Linked DNA regions of Homo sapiens: region 1 is linked to region 2. A link is an interaction called in ENCODE POLR2A ChIA-PET data of the cell type or tissue named here. Cell type or tissue: A673. All regions are shown on one strand. Links, peaks and the distances in the headings refer to the core of each region. The heading gives the core; the rest is flanking DNA. Region 1 has its middle 31 kb from the start of INSM2. Region 2 overlaps PRORP (protein only RNase P catalytic subunit).

Region 1 (8,746 bases), core at 557-8,556, 250 kb before region 2:
CACTCATAAGAGAAAGAAAATAGCTAAGTGTATTACATGAAAAGTACCATAATAAAAGTCATTTAAAGTCCTATGACAGCATTAAGGTGGGAGTACTCCCCTCAGTTCCTCAAGCTTCACAGAGGAGTGAACATTTGTGCTATATCTTGAAAGATGAGTAGGAATAAGGTAGTCAAACTAAGAGAAAGGATTGGAGAGTAATAGGGTACCTCAAGCACCAGTAGGGCATGCTGTCATGGGGGTGCATTACTCTCCACTCCAGTTGTTTCCTTTCTTGTCAAGGGACATCCATTAGAGCAATGGTCCTGGACTCTTTCCATCCCTTCACTCATCATTTCTTCCCAGTTGTAGAGGAATTGCTTATTTTAACTAATGAGTTAGGGAGCAGGAACTTGGTATGCTTGACTCAGCCTCAGCCACTTCCTTCCTCCCTCCTCTGTCTGATAGACCTGGTCTGCTCTTGGCCTTACATAAGCTTAGAAATAATTGGTTGCTTATGAGAGATGAGGCCAGTAGTTATCCTGTTCTTCCTGAGACAGGATGGGTAAGTATGTCTAATTCTGGGCTTCAGAATTAAGAAGGCTTTTAGTTTCCATATATAAGCCACATTCTCCAATCTAGGCATTGTTGGTAATAATAGTGATATTTTGTTCTCAAACTGCCTCCTTCAGTTGGTTTAGAACTCAGGCAAGGAACTGGGATGCTATTTGTCGTCCACCCCCTCTTCTCCCCCAAAAAGAAAAACCCTCAAGTAATGTAGAGGCCTAGAGCCATGAAAATCGTGTATTCAGAGTGTTGAAGCATAAAGTGATTGAGAGGAAAGGTGAGAAATGAGACTGGAAAAGTGAGGCCGGATTGTGAAAGACACCAAGCCTTGACAGGAATTCGCTGAAACACTTTGTTACAATGTATAAAGATGGAGATGATATGTCGGAAACTGGCCAAATGCCCAAACAGAGCTTCATTAGATGCGATCCCTTGCTTCTCAGACAGTGACTTTCCAGCTTTATTAAAGTACATTAGAATCATTTGGAAGCCTTGGTAAAATGCAGATCTTGAGCCTCATCTTTAAAGATTCTGATTTAGTATAAGTACAATATGAGTCTCAGGAATCTGTATGTTTAACAAGCTCCCTAGATGATTCTCATGCCATAAATTTTAACTTTTCTTGGCGAAATACTGTTCGAGGGTCTGAGCTAAAACTTTATCATTCTAGAAATTCAGTTTTGTCAGAATAGTCAAAAATGTTCAGATTCATAATCAAGCCCCTGAGATACTTAAATATAAACTAGAGTGCTGACTGATTTAAGTTTAATGCTGACTGATTTAAGAATTAATTAATTAAGAATTTAAGTTTAATGCTGACCGATTTAAGAATTAATTAATTAAGAATTTAATGCTGACTGATTTAAGAACTATAGCTTTAAAAGGACTGGGGTCCTTGGGGCTGTAAAGAACACATCCTCTCTCTGTGGGAAAATCCATATGGGAAGCCACACTGTAACCAAAGATTGCTTGATCACTTTGGATTCATGGCAGTGAGAGTTAGTTGGATCACCATTACTAATGGCATCAAGCTTGTCTGATGTATCCATCTTCACTGTTGAGAATAGACTTGCAAAGGGGATTGGAAGCTGCTAAGGGGAGTGGAAGTTGCTTCCTCTGCCCAGGGCCATGCTGAAGACACACTGAGAAATTCCTGCTCTTGGCCTCTCCTTTTTCTAGTCTCCTTTTTTAACACATTTTTCAGGTAAGATTAAATATAATTGACAAGGTTAAAGATTTAGATATACTAATACAGACACATTTTCTTGAAAATATACTTGTTACCTTGAAAAGAGTTTAGATGCTCCTAGAACTCTACCATTCACAGAGTATTGGTTAGGACTAAATATTTCTATAAATGAATATAAGCTTCATGATGTCAGGGACCTTGACTTCTGGTTCACCACTTTATCCCAAGTGCTTAAAATAGTACCTGACATAAAAGAGTAGTCAATAAAATATATATTTTTGAATAGATGATTAGCCTCATCTATTACATTTTTATTCTTTTCATTTTAATTTTTATTCTCAGAGGCAAACCAATTCCAAAATCTGGGGCTACCTTGCCCCTGCCGCTTATGAATTAACCACACACCTCGACGAAATGCCTAAAGCAAAATCAGCTGCTTTAAAAAAAAAAAATTTGGTTTTTTGTTTCTCACTACTACACTAATGAGGATTAAATTTTTTGCCTTTGTTACACTTTTGTGATTGGGATGTAACATGTTGTCAGAATCTGTTTTCATTTTTACCATCAATCTCTGAGTTTATGTTTTGTGAGTTCCCAACTGGTTAAAAAGAATAGGAAGTCTCTGCTTGCTCAAGAATAAAAAAGAAGAGAAATGGAGATGACTAAATACCATTTCTTCTAGTATTTGTGATAGCCAGCTAAATCTAACGACTTTTTCCTTGACGTGTAAGTGAATATCACCAACCTTCTTCAGAAAAAAAATGTGAGGGGAAGTTCTTTAGCTTCTGAGCTTAAGAAATGTTGATAAATATTTGAAAATTCAACTAATTAAAAATGAAATGCAGCCAGCTAAGCTCCAGTCATTTTTAATTTACAATATTGCTTTGCTTTCGAGGCAATGTAGACAAGTCACAACTTCTTTTGATGCCTGAGGGATTGAAAAAATTAAATCAGCAGGATTGGCTATTGATGTTTTCTAGCAAATGTTTTGAAATCTCTGCCTTTCATCCATCTTGTAGGAAAATAGGATTGCTTTCTGAGCCTTCAAAGATATTAATTCCTTTAATAAATCCTTACTTATGTGTTGAAAACTTCCCACAGTTAGGTTTCTGTAGCAATCTCTACATCGGGGTAAATGTTGCCCGCAGGCAGACTCCCAATTTTTTTTCCAAGTATCATCACTCTTGGTCTGAAACTGGGGCTAACCAACATTACAACAGATTAAACATACCTTCTGTTCAGCCTCTTTTCATAAGATTTCTTTATTATATTCTTTGCAAGGCAAATTTCGTGACAGGCTGTTTGCCTTCCTGGTGATCAGCACTTAATGAGATAAAGCACAAACATAAGCAGTGACTGTCCCAGTTTTGTACTTTGATCCCTGCCTCTCTAACCAATGTGAAAAAAGATAGAGAGCTACCTGAGATTCTTAAAATGCAAAGAATATTTGTCATATAGTAAACCAATCAGAGCTTCATTCAATAACAAGAATAAAAATTGAATATAAGAAGTTAAAAACAAAGCATAGATGTGTGCATGCATGAAAGGTGGGCTTGAGGGGGAAAGGAAGTTGACCATATTGTGAAGATTTTGTGTAGAGCATCTATCTATTTCTCTAATACTTTTCACAACAACAATTGTAGAAAGATAGTAGAAATGAGAAGATAGTACCAAAACTATCAGATGACCCTCTTGAGGACAGCATTATTTCAGAGAGTTTCTTTTATTAAAAGGAGGAAGCATTTATGATGTTGGTTTAAATGTTGTTCTGAGACATTCTCCTTGAAATTCCTGCTTAAGGGATTTAATATTAATGTGCCTCTGCTTAAAAAAAAGTATAAAGTTTTCTCTTTTTTGTCCAAGCCTAAAAAGAAGAATGATAAATAGACTGGCTTTTGTGGGAAAGAAAGAAGCTCAATAATGACAAGTAAATGAGCTAACACCTTTTCCCTGGAGACTAAAGAGGGAGGGACTAGATAGCTTCTGACTATAGAAAGGGAGACGACAAAGGAAAAAAAAATTAGTGCAGTGAGCAGTATTAGGAACGTTTTGAGGGACAGTTTGAGAGCCTGCAACACAGCAGGGTATAGCGTTTCTTTTTCATGAAGAGTCTTTATCTAGCATCCTTGAATTAATAATTTACTTTAGGCTGGTATTTCCTGAAAGTTAAAAATCCTAAGGTTATGAGCCCTAAATAAATAAACAGTATTGTCTTAATACTACTGACCATGAAACTATATATTTAAAGATAAATTTTAGTATTCCATTTTTTCCTATTAAGGTGTAATAATGAAAAATTAAACATTACATTAAATATTCTATTTTTAGAAAAAACATGTTCCTAATTATGTATATAAATGGATAGAACTAGAGATACATATATGTATATGTAATAAGCACGTAATTAGAAAAACTAATCAGGTGTGTACCTTCCTGTTGTCAAAGTCTATCATTTCTTTAAATAGCATGGTCTGCCTTTATTGAGGAAAAATACATAAAAATAAAAATATTAGAATTCCTATAAGTAAATTTTAATTTCATTATTCAAGATGGATCTATGCTTACACTTTACTATAATGCCATCCATAATGGTTTACTCAATGTCAAAAATATATATTATCCTTGATAATTGAACTCTAGAGATCTAGTTGCTAGTTTTTTCCTTTTGCTACTCACCCTCAGTTTCTGATTCCCCAAGTCTGAGAAGAGTTATGAGCATCTCTATTTTTTTATTTTTATTTTTGTGGGTATATAGTAGGTATAAATATTTAGGGGGCTCATGAGATATTTTGATACAGACATACACATCAGGATAAATGGGGTATCCATCCCCTGAACATTTATGCTTTCTTTGTTTTACAAACAATCCAATTATACTATTTTAGTTATTTTTAAATGTACAATAAATTATTGTTGACTGTAGTCACCCTGTTGTATTATCAAATACTAGCTCTTATGGGAGTATTTGGTATTTGGTATTGGAGTATGTACATATGAATATATGTACAAAAATATATTTTTGTACGCATTAACCATCTCAACTTGCTTCCCACTCCTTTCTACCCGTCCCAGCCTCTGGTAACCATCATTCTACTCACTACCTCCCACAAATGAGTGAGAACATGCGAAGTTTGTCTTTCTGTGCTTGGTTTATTTCACTTAGCATAACGTCTATCAGTTCCATGCATGTTGTTGCAAATGAAAGGATCTCATTCTTTTTATGGCTGAATAGTACTCCCTTGTGTATATGAACCATATTTCTTTATCCATTCATCTGCTAAAGGACGCTTAAGTTGCTTCCAAATGTTGGCTATTGTGAATAGTGTTGCAATAAACATGGGAGTGTAGGTGTCTCTTCAGTATACTGATTTCCTTTCTTTGGGGTATATATCTAGCAATGGGATTGCTGGATCATATGGTAGTTCTGTTTTTAGTTTTTTGAGGAACCTCCAAACTGTTCTCCATGTGGTTATACTAACTTATATTCCCAACAACAGTGTACGAGGGTTCCCTTTTCTCCACATTCTCACCAGCATTTGTTATTGCCTGTCTTTTGGATAAAAGCCATTTTAACTGGAGTGAGATGATATCTCACTGTAGTTTTGATTTGCATTTCTCTGATGATCAGTGATGTTGTGCACCTTTTCATATACCTGTTTGCCATTTGTGTGTCTTCTTTTGAGAAATGTCTATTCTGATCTTTTGGCTATTTTTAAATTGGATTATTAGGGCTTTTTTTTTTTTTTTTTTTTTTTGCCCTATAAAGTTGTTTGAGCTCCTTTATATTCTGGTTATTTATCCCTTGTCAGAGGGAGAGTTTGCAAATATTTTCTCCCATTCTGTAGGTTTTCTCTTCACTTTGTTGATTGTTTCCTTTGCTGTGCAGAAGAAGCTTTTTAACTTGATGTGATCCCATTTGTCCATTTTTGCTTTGGTTGCCTGTCCTTGGGGTATTACTCAAGAATCTTTGCCCAGTCCAACGTCCTGGAGAGTTTCCCCAATGTTTTATTTCAGTAGTTTCATAGTTTGAGGTCTTAGATTTAAGTCTTTAATCCATTTTGATTTGATTTTTGTATATAACAAGAAATAGAGGTCTAGTTTCATTTTTCTCCATGTGGATATCCAGTTTTCCCAGCACCATTTATTGAGGAGACTGTCCTTTCTTCAATATATGTTCTTGGCACCTTTGTCGAAAATGAGTTTACTGTAGGTGTGTGGATTTGTTTCTGGGTTTCCTATTTGTTCCGGTGATCTGTGCTTTTATGCCAGTACCATGCCGTATACTCTAATGGTTTAAAAACTATACTACTATATTACTATAGCTCTGTAGTATAGTTTAAAGTCAGGTAATGTGATTTCTCCAGTTTTGTTCTACTTCCTTGGGATAGCTTTGGCTATTCTGGATCTTTTGTGGTTCCATATAAATTTTAGGATTGTTTTTTCTATCTCTGTGAAGAACGTCACTAGTATTTTGACAGGGATTGCATTGAATCTGTAGATTGCTTTGGGTAGTATGGACATTTTAACAATATTGATTCTTGCAATTCAGGAACATGGAATATCTTTCCATCTTTTATATCCTCTTTAATTTCTTGCATCAATGTTTTAGTTTTCATTGTAGGATCTTTCACATCTTTGGTTAATTTCTAGATATTTTATTTGTAGCTATTGTACATGGGATTGTTTTGTTGATTTCTATTTCAGATTTTTCACTGTTGGCATATAAAAATATTACTCATTTTTGTATGTTGATTTTGTATCCTGCAGCTTTACTGAATTTGTTTATCAGTTCTAATACTTTTTTGGTGGTGTCTTTAAGTCTTTCCAGATGTAAGATTATATTATCTGCAAACAAGGATAATTTGACTTCTTCCTTTCCAATTTGGATGCCCTTTACTTATTTTTTTATTTTATTTTATTTTATTTTATTTTATTTATTTTATTTTATTTTATTTGAGGCAGGGTCTCACTCTGCCACCCAGGCTGGAGTGCTTTGGCATGTTCATAATTTACTGCAGCCTTGACCTCCCAGGTTCAATTCATCCTCCCACCTCAGCCTCCCAAGTAGGTGGGACTACAGGTATGTGCCATCACACCTGGCTAATATTTTGTAGAAATGGGGATCTCACTATGTTGTCTAGGCTGGTCTCAAACTCCTGGGTACAAGTGATCCACCCACCTTGGCCTCCCAAAGTGCTGGTATTACAGGTGTGAGCCAGTAATGGCTGTGCCTGGCCCTTTATTTCTTTTCTTGTCTGATTGCTGTAACTAGGACTTCTAGTACTATGTTGATGAAAGTAGGCATCCTTGTGTTCTAGATCTTAGAGGAAAGTATTTCAGTTTCTCCCCATTCAATATGATGGCAACTGTGGGTCTGTTCACATACGACTTTTATTATGTTGAGGTATATTCTTTTTATATCCAGCTTTTTGAGGGTTTTTATCATGAAGGGATACTGAATTTTATCAAATGCTTTTTCAGCATCAACTGAAATGATCATATGGTTTTTGTCCTTCACTCTGTTGATATGATGGATCCCACTGATTGATTTGTGTTATGTTGAACCATCCTTGCATCCCTGGAATAAATCCCCCATGGTTATGATGAATGATCTTTTTAATGTATTGTTGAATTCAGTTTGCTAGTATTTTGTTAAGGATTTTTGCACCAGTGTTCATCAGGGATATTGGCCTGTAGTTTTCCTTTTTGCTGTGCCCTTGTCCGGTTTGGGTATCAAGGTAATACTTACCTTGTAGAATTAATTTGGAAGTATTTCCTCCTCCTCTATTTTCAGAATAGTTTGAGTAGGATTGGTATTAGTTCTTCTCTAAATGTTTGGTAAAATTCAGCAGTGAAGCCATCGGGTCCTGGGGTTTTCTTTGCAGGGAGACTTTTTCTTTTTCCTTTTTTTTTTTTTTTTTAGGAGAGGAAGGGGAGAAAAGAAGAGGGGAGGAACTGAGAGACTTTTTTTTTTTTTTTTTTTTGAGACAGAGTCTCACTCTGTTGTCCAGGATGAAGTATAGTGGCACTATCTTGGCTCACTGTAACATCCACCTCCTGGGTTCAAGCAATTCTCCTGCCTCAGCCTCCTGAGTAGCTGGGATTATAGGTGCCCACCACCACGCCCAGCTAATTTTTGTATTTTTAGTAGAGATGGGTTTTTGTCATGTTGGCCAGGCTGGTCTCAAATTCCTGACCTCAGGTGATCCGCCCACATTGGCCTCCCAAAGTGCTAGGAGTACAGGCATGAGCCACCATGCCCAGCCTGGGAGACTTCGTATTATGGTTTCAAGCTCGTTATTTCTCATTGGCCTGTTAAGGATTTAGATTTCTTCATGGTTCAATCTTGGTAGGTTTTATGTGTCTAGAAATTTATCCATTTCTTCTACATTTTCCTGTTTGATTGCTCATAGTAGCCACTAATGATCCTTTGAATTTCTGCAGCATCAGCTGTAATGTCTCCTTTTTCATCTCTGGTATTAATTTGAGTCTACTCCTTTTTTCTTAGTCTAGCTAAAGGTTTGTCAATTTTGTTTATCTTTTCAAAAAATCAGCTTTTTACTTTGTTGACTTTTCTATTATTTTCTCCATTTCAATTTCATTTATTGGCATTCTGGTCTTTACTTCTGCTAATTTTGGGTATGGTTTGCTTCTGCTTTTCTAGTTATTTAAGATGCATTGTTAGGTTGTTTATTTGAAGTGTTTCTACTTTTTAAAATTTAGGCACTTATAGCTACAAATTTCCCTCTTAGTGCCTTTGCTGTGTCCCACGGGTCTTGTTTTTTTGTTGTTTTTGTTGTTGTTTGTTTGTTTTTTGAGATGGAGTCTCACTCACTCTGTTGCTGGGGCTGGAGTGCAGTGGTGCAATCTCAGTTCACTTCAACCTCCTCCTTCCAGGTTCAAGCAGTTCTCCTGCCTCAGCTTCCCAAGTAGCTAGGATTATAGGCATGTGCCACCATGTCCAGCTATTTTTAATAGAGACAGGGTTTCACCATGTTGGCCAAGCTGGTC
Region 2 (8,746 bases), core at 173-8,172:
GCTGAAGAAGCTGTCAACCTAGAAATGCCAATGTGTGCAGACAAAAAAACCCAACAAAGGCTTGTTCTCTCTAGCCAAAGACCAGGAAAGAGGCAGTCTTACTCAGAAAACTTGGTAAAATAACATCAGTAGATTATGATGCTGTGTATGTGTGTGAGTCTGTGTATGTATAAAACAAATAGAGTTGGCTGGGTGTGGTAGTTCATACCTGTAATCCTAGCACTTTGGGAGGTCAAGTTGGATGGATCGCTTTGTTGCAGAAATCAGGAGGACTAGACAGACTTCGGGGTAAAGCAGGAGGATCTTTATTGAGTGCACTCAGACCTAGCAGACTTAACATCTAAAAAACTGGGCTAAGAACAAAGACAGCACTTGACTGTTAAATACCCTTCAAAAAGGGGGTGGGCTAGCCTGAAACAAACTTATGGTGGTGCGAAAGCAAGAATACAGAGGCAGAACAAAGACAGTTAATCAAACTGTGATAGGTGCATAACTCAGGATTACACATGACTGTTGCTATGCAATCTAGATGGCTGTTATCTAGGTTTGCCTTAGTGCCTAGCACGGCTTATTCTGTGACATTCACTATGGCACCTAGGTGGCTATAGCTTAGGCCTGCTCAGATGTCTCATGACTTTCACTGTACTGTTTAGGTAAAACAGAATACTTGAAGTTACTAGTTACAGAGAACAGGAATCTATAAACTTATACTATAAGACAAAGGAAAATTTGTTTTTCTCTTCCTTATGTTGAGGGAGTACTGGGAGAGTCTTCAGGGCACATTAGATAGTATTATCAAGACTTTTCTTGGGTCTGGCCTGTGCCTGTTGCTGCCTCTGGGTCAAGTCAGCCTAATACAGGAAAGTTTATTTCTCTTTTTTAATTTTATTTTTTCTTTCTTTCTTTAATTTCTGCCTCAGCTTGAGTTCAGGAGTTTGAGACCAGCCTGGGAAACAAAGCAAGATTTTGTCTCTACTAAAAATAAAAAACATTAGTTGGGGATGGTGGTGTGTGCCTGTGGTCCCAGCTACTCTGGAGGCTGAAGTGGGAGGATCCCTTGGGCCCAGTAGATCAATGCTGCAGTGAGCTATGATAGTGCCACTGCACTCCAGCCTGCGCAACAGAGTGAAACCCTATCTGGAAAAGCTCCCACCAAAAAAAAAAAAAAAAAAAAAACCCGAAAAACCTCCAAAACACCTGCAGTGATCACTAAAAATGCTATACAAAAAGATACACTCAAAAACACTATAGATTTTATTTTATTTTATTTATTTTTTGAGACAGAATCTCGCTGTCCGCCAGGCTGGAGTGCAGTAGTCTGATCTCGGCTCACTGCAACTTCCGCCTCCCGGGTTCAAGCAATTTTCCTGCCTCAGCCTCCTGAGTAGCTTGGATTACAGGTGCACGGCACCATGCCTGGCTAATTTTTTTTTGTATTTTTAGTAAAGCCCGATTTTCACCATGTTGGCCAGGCTGGTTTTGAATTCCTGACCTCAAATGATCCACCCACCTCAGCCTCCCAAAGTGCTGGAATTACAGGTGTGAACCACTGCACCCAGAAAAAAACACTATAGATTTTAAAAAGCCATTATAAAGAAATAAAAACGGAATTCTAAAAAAGTTCAATAGTCCATAGGAAGGGAGGAAAAGTAAAACAGAGACAAAACACAGAAAAGAAAAAATAAATGGCAAATATAAGCCCTAACATATCAATAACAGTATGAGGTATAAAAAGTCTACATATACCAATTAAAAGACAGAGGCTGGCAGAATGGATTAAAAAACATGACCCAACTATATGCTATCTAAAAAAAAACTCACTTCAAATATAATCAAATAGACTGGTGGAAAGTAGAGGGATGGAAAAAGTTATATAGCATGCAAACAATGAAAGGAAAGCTGGAGTGGCTATATTAATATTAAATAAAATAGACTTCAGAGCAGAGAAAATTACCAGAGACACAAAAGACGTTATATAATGGTAACAGGGTCAATCTAAGAAAACATAGCAATCTTAAATGTGTGTACCAAACAACAGAGCTGCAAAATATGTGAAAGCAAAAGCTGACAGAACCAGGAGGAGAAATAGCCAAATCTACAACTACAGTTGGAAACCTCAACACTCCTCTCTCAACAATTGAGATAACTGGACAGAAAATCAGCAAGCATATAGAAGAACTCAACACCATCGTCCAGGTTCATGAATTGGAAGGCTATAGACAGTAAAGGCAAAGGAAGTAGAATAGCTAAAACAATTTTGAAAAGAAAGAATGAAGCAGAAAAATCAGTTAACCTCATTTTAGTCCTTCTTATACAGCTATGGTAATCAAAACTGTGTGATAATACCGGAAGGATACATTCTGGAGTCTGGACTACATAGCACAACAAAATAAACAATACGCGGTTCATTCTAGAGCACATCTAAAATTCCAAACTGATCCCAGAACTAATACCTCCTGAGTACCCAATACCTCAGGCTTAACCTAAAATACGGTATCTCTGCCCCGCCCCCACACCCTGCCTGCCCCATCCCACACAACATCACGGGTCCTCCTTAGTGATACTTTCCCTTACTGATAAGGAGTACACTTGGCCCAGACTTCTGGAATGGGAAGATGGAGGCTTACTCAAGTCAGACTTATCATCTTAGAATTCTTTTTTTTCTCTCTTCTGATTTGGGGTTTCTGTTTCCAATATTTCCTACTATTTCACCTTTCCTTTTCACAAAATTATTTTTCCTTGAAATACGTCTCCTTTTGCCACTGCATTTTCTTTATTCTGATTACCATCGGGGTTAAATTTTAATTTTCTGTCTACTGTTTTTTCTCAAGATGATTAAGGATAATTCTCTAAAAATCAGAAGAATAAAAACATATTTTGCCAGGTGCGGTGGCTCATGCCTGTAATCCCAGTGCTTTGAGAGGCTGAGGTGGGAGGATCTCTTGAACTCAGGAGTTCGAGACCAGCCTGGGCAACATGGTGAGACCCTGTCTCAAACAAATGAACAAACAAACATATTTCAGATTAATATTTGGTTTGAATTTTTCTGGTTTGGCTTCTGCCCTAATTTGGCTTATCTCCAGTAGGAGGAGATAAGAGATTTTTTTTTTTTTTACTCATATGTGACACATCAACTTTTGGCATAAAACTGATGAAAAGTAGTTCCTGAGCTTAGGGTAAAAATATAGTTGGCAGGGCTACATGGGTTAGAAATAACTGTGTAGGGATGCTCCGGAAATAGAAAAGCTGCCTGGGAGGTAAGAGAGGCCAATGAGAGCAAGAGTTTTTCTCAGTAATCCTAAACAGCAAATGTTAACTTCCTTTCCCTGTGCTTATACCTTTTTACCTCCTCCTCTGCAGTCTATGGCACTTCCTGAGGTTTTATGGATTGTAGCTGTTCAGAAACTCTAAAGCCTTTGGGATCTGATGTCTTCAGAAATTAGAAATTCTTCGTCTGTTCCTCAGCAAGATAACTATCATCAATATACCTCATTTATAAGAACATTCATTATGGGATACCTCCAGGAAAGAACTTAAAAACTGTTTTGGAAGCAACCCAAATGTCAATTTCTGGAAGATGAATAGATCGATAAAATGTGGTATATACATATAATAGATTATTATTCAGCCTTAAACAGGAATGAAATTCTAATACATGCTACAACATGGATGAACTTGAAAACTAAGTGAAAAAAGCCAGACACTAAAGGACAAATACTGAATGATTGCACTTACATAAGTTACCTAAAGTAGTCAAATTCATAAAGACAGCATAGAATGGTGGTTGTCAGGGCAGCAGGGAGAGGAGAATGAGGAGCTATTGTTTAACGGATACAGAGTTTCAGTTTGGGAAGATGAGAAAAGTCTGGAGATGAATGGTGGCAACAGTTGCACGACAACATGAAGTACTTAATGCCACTGAACTGTATACTGAAAAATGGTTAAAATGGTAAATTTTATGTTAATATATTTTACAACAATAAAAGATTTTATCAGGCCAGACACAGTGGCTCATGCCTGTAATGCCAGCACTTTGGGAGGCTGAGGCGGGCAAATCACTTGAGGTCAGGAGTTTGAGACCAGCCTGGTTAACATGGTAGAACCCAGTCCCTACTAAAAATACAAAAAACTTAGCTGGGTATGGTGGCAAGCGCCTGTAGTCCCAGCTACTTGGGAGGCCGAGGCAGGAGAATCGCTTGAACCTAGGAGGAGGAGGTTGCAGTGAGCTGAGATGGTGCCACTATACTCTAGCCTGGGCAACAGAGCGAGACTCGGTCTCAAAAAAGAAAAAAAAAAAAAAGGATTTTATCATAAAAATTTTAAATATAAACAAAAGCAGGCAGAATAGCATAATGAACTGCCATGTACCCATCGCTCAGCTGCAATAATTATCAGCTCACGGCCAATCCAATTTCATCTATATACCAATTCACTTCCTTCTCTCGGATTATTTTGAAACAAATCCCAGACATATCATTTCACCTGTAAATATGTTGGAATGCATTTCTAAATATAAGAATGCTTTAAAAGATAAGCACAGGGCCAGGCGCAGTGGCTCACGCCTGTAGTCCCAGCACTTTGGGAGGCCAAGGTGGGCGGATCACGAGGTCAGGAGTTCGAGACCAGACTGACCAACATGGTGAAGCCCCATCTCTACTAAAAATACAAAAATTAGTTGGGCGTGGTGGCAGGCGCCTGTAATCGCAGATGCTCAGGAGGCTGAGGCAGGAGAATCGCTTAAGCCCAGGAGGCGGAGGCTGCAGTGAGCTGAGATTGCACCACTGAACTCCAGCCTGGGCGACAGAGCAAGACTCTGTCTTAAAAAAAAAAAAAAAAAAAAAAAGATACGCACAATTTCTTTTTTCTTTTTTTTTTTTTGAGATTTTGAGACAGAGTCTCGCTCTGTCACCCAGGCTGGAGTACGGTGGTGCAATCTCAGCTCACTGCAGCCTCCGCCTCCTGGGCTTAAGCGATTCTCCTGCCTCAGCCTCCCGAGCATCTGGGATTACAGGTGCCTGCCACCACGCCCAACTAATTTTTGTATTTTTAGTAGAGATGGGGTTTCACCATGTTGGCCAGGCTGGTCTCAAACTCCTGACCTCGTGATCCGCCCTCCTTGGCCTCCCAAAGTGCTGGGATTACAGGCGTGAACCACTGCGCCCAGCCTGATAAAATCTTTTCTTGTTGTAAAATATATTTAATATAAAATTTATGTAACATAAATGTAACATAAATGACTCATATTTCTGAGTCACAATTGTTTTTTGAATAAGGATCTAAAAAATTCCCATACATTGAAATTGCCTGGTATCTCTCTTAAGACTCTGTATAAGCTCTTTATCTATTTATCTTTTCTCCCTTATAGTCTAAGGCATATGATTGTTCATAGAGAATTTCCTCCATTTAGATTTTACCGATTGCATCCCTATGGTATCATGTAACATAGTCTCCAGTCTTCTATGCTTCTTGCAAACTGGTAGTTGAATCTAGAGGCTGTGTTTGGTGGTACATGCATGTAGTCCCAGCTACCTGGGATGCTGAGGTAGGAGGATTGCTTGAGCCCAGCAGTTCAAGTGTAGCCTGGGCAACACAGCAAAACCCTATCTCTTGATAAAATAAAATATAATGGTCCTGATGAATTGAAAAGGCCAGTTCATTTATCAAAGATTAAGAAGAACCTCCTCTGTAAGTCACTAGGCATGTGGTACTTGGAATACAGATATAAAAAAACAGTTATTCCAGCCGGGTGTGGTGGCTCATGCCTGTAATCCCAGCACTTTGGGAGGCCAAGGCGGGTGGATCATTTGAGGTCAGGAGTTCGAGACCAGCCTGACCAACATGGTGAAACCCCGTCTCTACTAAAAATACAAAAAAATTAGCCAGGCGTGGTGGCACATGCTTGTAGTCCCAGCTACTTGGGAGGCTGAGGCAGGAGAATTGCTCGAACCCAGGAGACAGAGGTTGCAGTGAGCCGAGATCACGCCACTGCACTCCAGCCTGGGAGACAAAGTGAGACTCCATCTCAAAAAAACAAAAAAACAACCAAACACAGTTATCTCTAACCTCAAGGTCTTTGCAGTCAAATTAATATAATATAATGTATGCACTAAGATGGAACACAAAGGATGGGCACTTCAATCAGACTGTGGGTGAGGAGGGTGGTCAGGGAAGTCACCACAGAGGAAGTGACAGCAGAGCTGAGTTTTCAGATGAACTAGCCCGGCAAGGAATGGGAATTTCCAAGAACAGGAGCAGCAAGTTGAAGGTGGAGGCTCTTTATTAGCACACTGAATTTGAGGAACTGCAAGGTGTCAAATGTGACTCAAGCAGAGGTGTGGGAGGATGACATGGGACGTGCCAGAAATAAGACTGGAAATGAATGCAAGGGTTAGATCCCAGGGGTCTTTATAAGTTGTATAAAGTCTTTTCCTGCCTGAAAGCAATGGGGGAAAATCAAAGGATTTAAAACAGGAGAGTGGGCTGGGCGCGGTGGCTCATGCCTGTAATCCCAGCACTTTGGGAGGCCAAAGCGGGTGGAGCACCTGAGGTCAGGAGTTCAAGACCTGCCTGATCAACATGGAGAAACCTCATCTCTACTAAAAATACAAAATTAGCTGCGAGTGGTGGCGCATGCCTGTAATCCCAGCTACTCAGGAGGCTGAGGCAGGAGAATCGCTTGAACTCGGGAGGCAGAGGTTGTGGTGAGCTGAGATTGCGTCATTGCACTCCAGCCTGGGCAACAAGAGCGAAACTCCATCTCAAAACAAACAAACAAACAAACAAACAAGCAAACAAACCAAAACAGGAGACTGACATGACTTCCATTTTAGAGAGATCAAAATTGTGGACTGCATGAAGGCTGGGCCACAAAAGGGAGATCAATTAGGAGGCTTCTGCAGTAATTCAGGCAAGAGATAATGAGAAAACTGGCAGTAAAAATGAAAAGAACAGAGCTCTTTGTGAGTTAGTAAAGCAGAATTGAGCAGACTTAGTCACTGACTGGATGTGGGAAACAAGGAGAGGGATAAAGCAAGACAGATTGGACAGCTGGATAGATGATGGTACCAAGATAGAGTCTATGAGAGGAGGAGCTTTTGATATCTCAAGGTGGGAGAGATCTAGTAGGCGGCCAGTTATGTGGCTCTCTACCACTTAGGAGAGGGATCTGGGCTGCAGATAAAGATTTGGGAGTCATTCAGGGAACATGCAATGGCAGGTGCCATCAGAGAGTAGATGAGCCGTAACAGGACAGGTAAAAACTCTGGAGGGAAGATAGTGGAGGAAGACACTTGAGGAATACCATTATTTGAAGGATGGGGTACTAAGAAAAGCTTATAACAGAGACTGAAGCATGACCAAAAAGATGAAAACCCAGGAGACAGTGGTCTCTCAGAAAGAGACTATAAGGAGCATTTCAAGAAGGAGGGAGCAGCTATGTACCAGTGCTACGGGGACACCATGTCAGATAAGAACCAAAGTGTGGCCTACAACCAAGGGGAGTCATTTTGATGATGCCAGAGGGGGCAGGACTGAGATTTCAGTTGGTTCCCTAAATCCTATATAAGGATGCAGTTTGCTTTGCCCAGAGAGACTCTGTCCTATAAGTATAGCTCTATTTTGTCTGAGCAAACAATCGATTCTGCTCTTCATTTCAGATACTGAGTGTTGTGGCCTCTTCAAAATCCCATCTCCCAGAAGCTTCACTGCGAAGGGAGAAAAGTGTGTGTGTGTGTGTTTCTTTTTTCTTTTCTTTTTTTCTTTCTTTCCTTCTTTCTTTCTTTTTCTTTCTTTCTTTTCTTTCTTTCTTTCTTTCTCTCTCTCTCTCTTTTTTTTTTTTTGAAACAGTCTCATTCTGTCACCCAGGCTGGAGGACTGCAGTGGCACGAATCACAGCTCACTGCAGCCTCGACCTCCTGGGCTCAAGTGATTCGCCTCCACCTCCTGAGTAGCTGGGACTATAGGTGCACACCAGCATACCTGGCTAATTTTTGTATTATTTGTAGAGGTGGGGTTTCACCATGCTGCCCAGGCTGGTCTGGAACTCCTGACCTCAAGCAATCTGCCTGCCTTGGCCTCCCAAAGTACTGGGATTACAGGCATGAGCCACTGCACCTGACCAGCAGAAAGTTTCTCAATTTTTTTAAGGATGGAAGAGACTTGAGAATATTCATATTCTGATCAGAAAAAGCAAGTAGCAAGGTAGAGGCTGAAGATATGGGCACAGAAAGGAAAACAAGGTTCCTGAGAAAGCCGGGGATAGAATCTACAGAACAGGTGGAGAGAACACCTCTTGCCACTGAGATGGAAGGATAAGGGTAGGTCTAAACATAGGAAAGTCTGATTGTGTGGTTTGTGTGTAGGTGTGTGTATGTGGTATGTAGGTAGAGATGTGAAGTCATTCATCCTGATATTTTCTGTTTTCTGTGTGCAACAGGAGGCAAGTCATTGGCAGAGGGATGGTGAAGTAGGAGGCTTGAGGGCAACAGTGCAGATGAGATATAGCTGGTGTGGGGATTGGGAGCAGGAGCTGACTGCAGACACGTAGAGAGAGCTGGACAGGGTAAAGCCCAGTCATGGTTGGAGACCACCCACACCTACAGGCAGCAGCAGTTGGCCCAGTGGGGAGATTTACAGGGCTCAGCATCCTGCCTGCACCATGAAAGAAGGCAACTGGAAGACAGCCAGAAAGGATAATGACTGCCTTCTTTTTAATTTGTTTTTTTGTTTGTTTGTTTTTTGTTTTTGA

Evidence for each region. ChIA-PET counts read pairs that join two places held together with the same protein. Peaks named below come from ENCODE experiments on the same cell type or tissue, not always from the same donor. Only the 100,000 strongest peaks of a DNase experiment are listed, where the experiment ranks them.
Region 1: POLR2A ChIA-PET joins it to region 2 with 10 read pairs; 2 of 35 experiments call an interaction of 5 or more read pairs at or near these places.

Annotation. Positions count from the first base shown.
Region 1 is chr14:35,498,814-35,507,559 of GRCh38, reverse strand. No RefSeq gene overlaps it. Among named protein-coding and RNA genes, the nearest start is that of INSM2, 31 kb to the left of the region's middle. In A673, for the core only: no CTCF peak of the experiment used is centred there; a DNase peak (open chromatin) is centred at 3,709.
Region 2 is chr14:35,252,424-35,261,169 of GRCh38, reverse strand. The region is part of intron 5 of PRORP (protein only RNase P catalytic subunit); the gene reads right to left. All of the region lies in intron 5 of PRORP-PSMA6 (PRORP-PSMA6 readthrough), which reads right to left. Among named protein-coding and RNA genes, the nearest start is that of PSMA6, 36 kb to the left of the region's middle. In A673, for the core only: no CTCF peak of the experiment used is centred there; no DNase peak of the experiment used is centred there.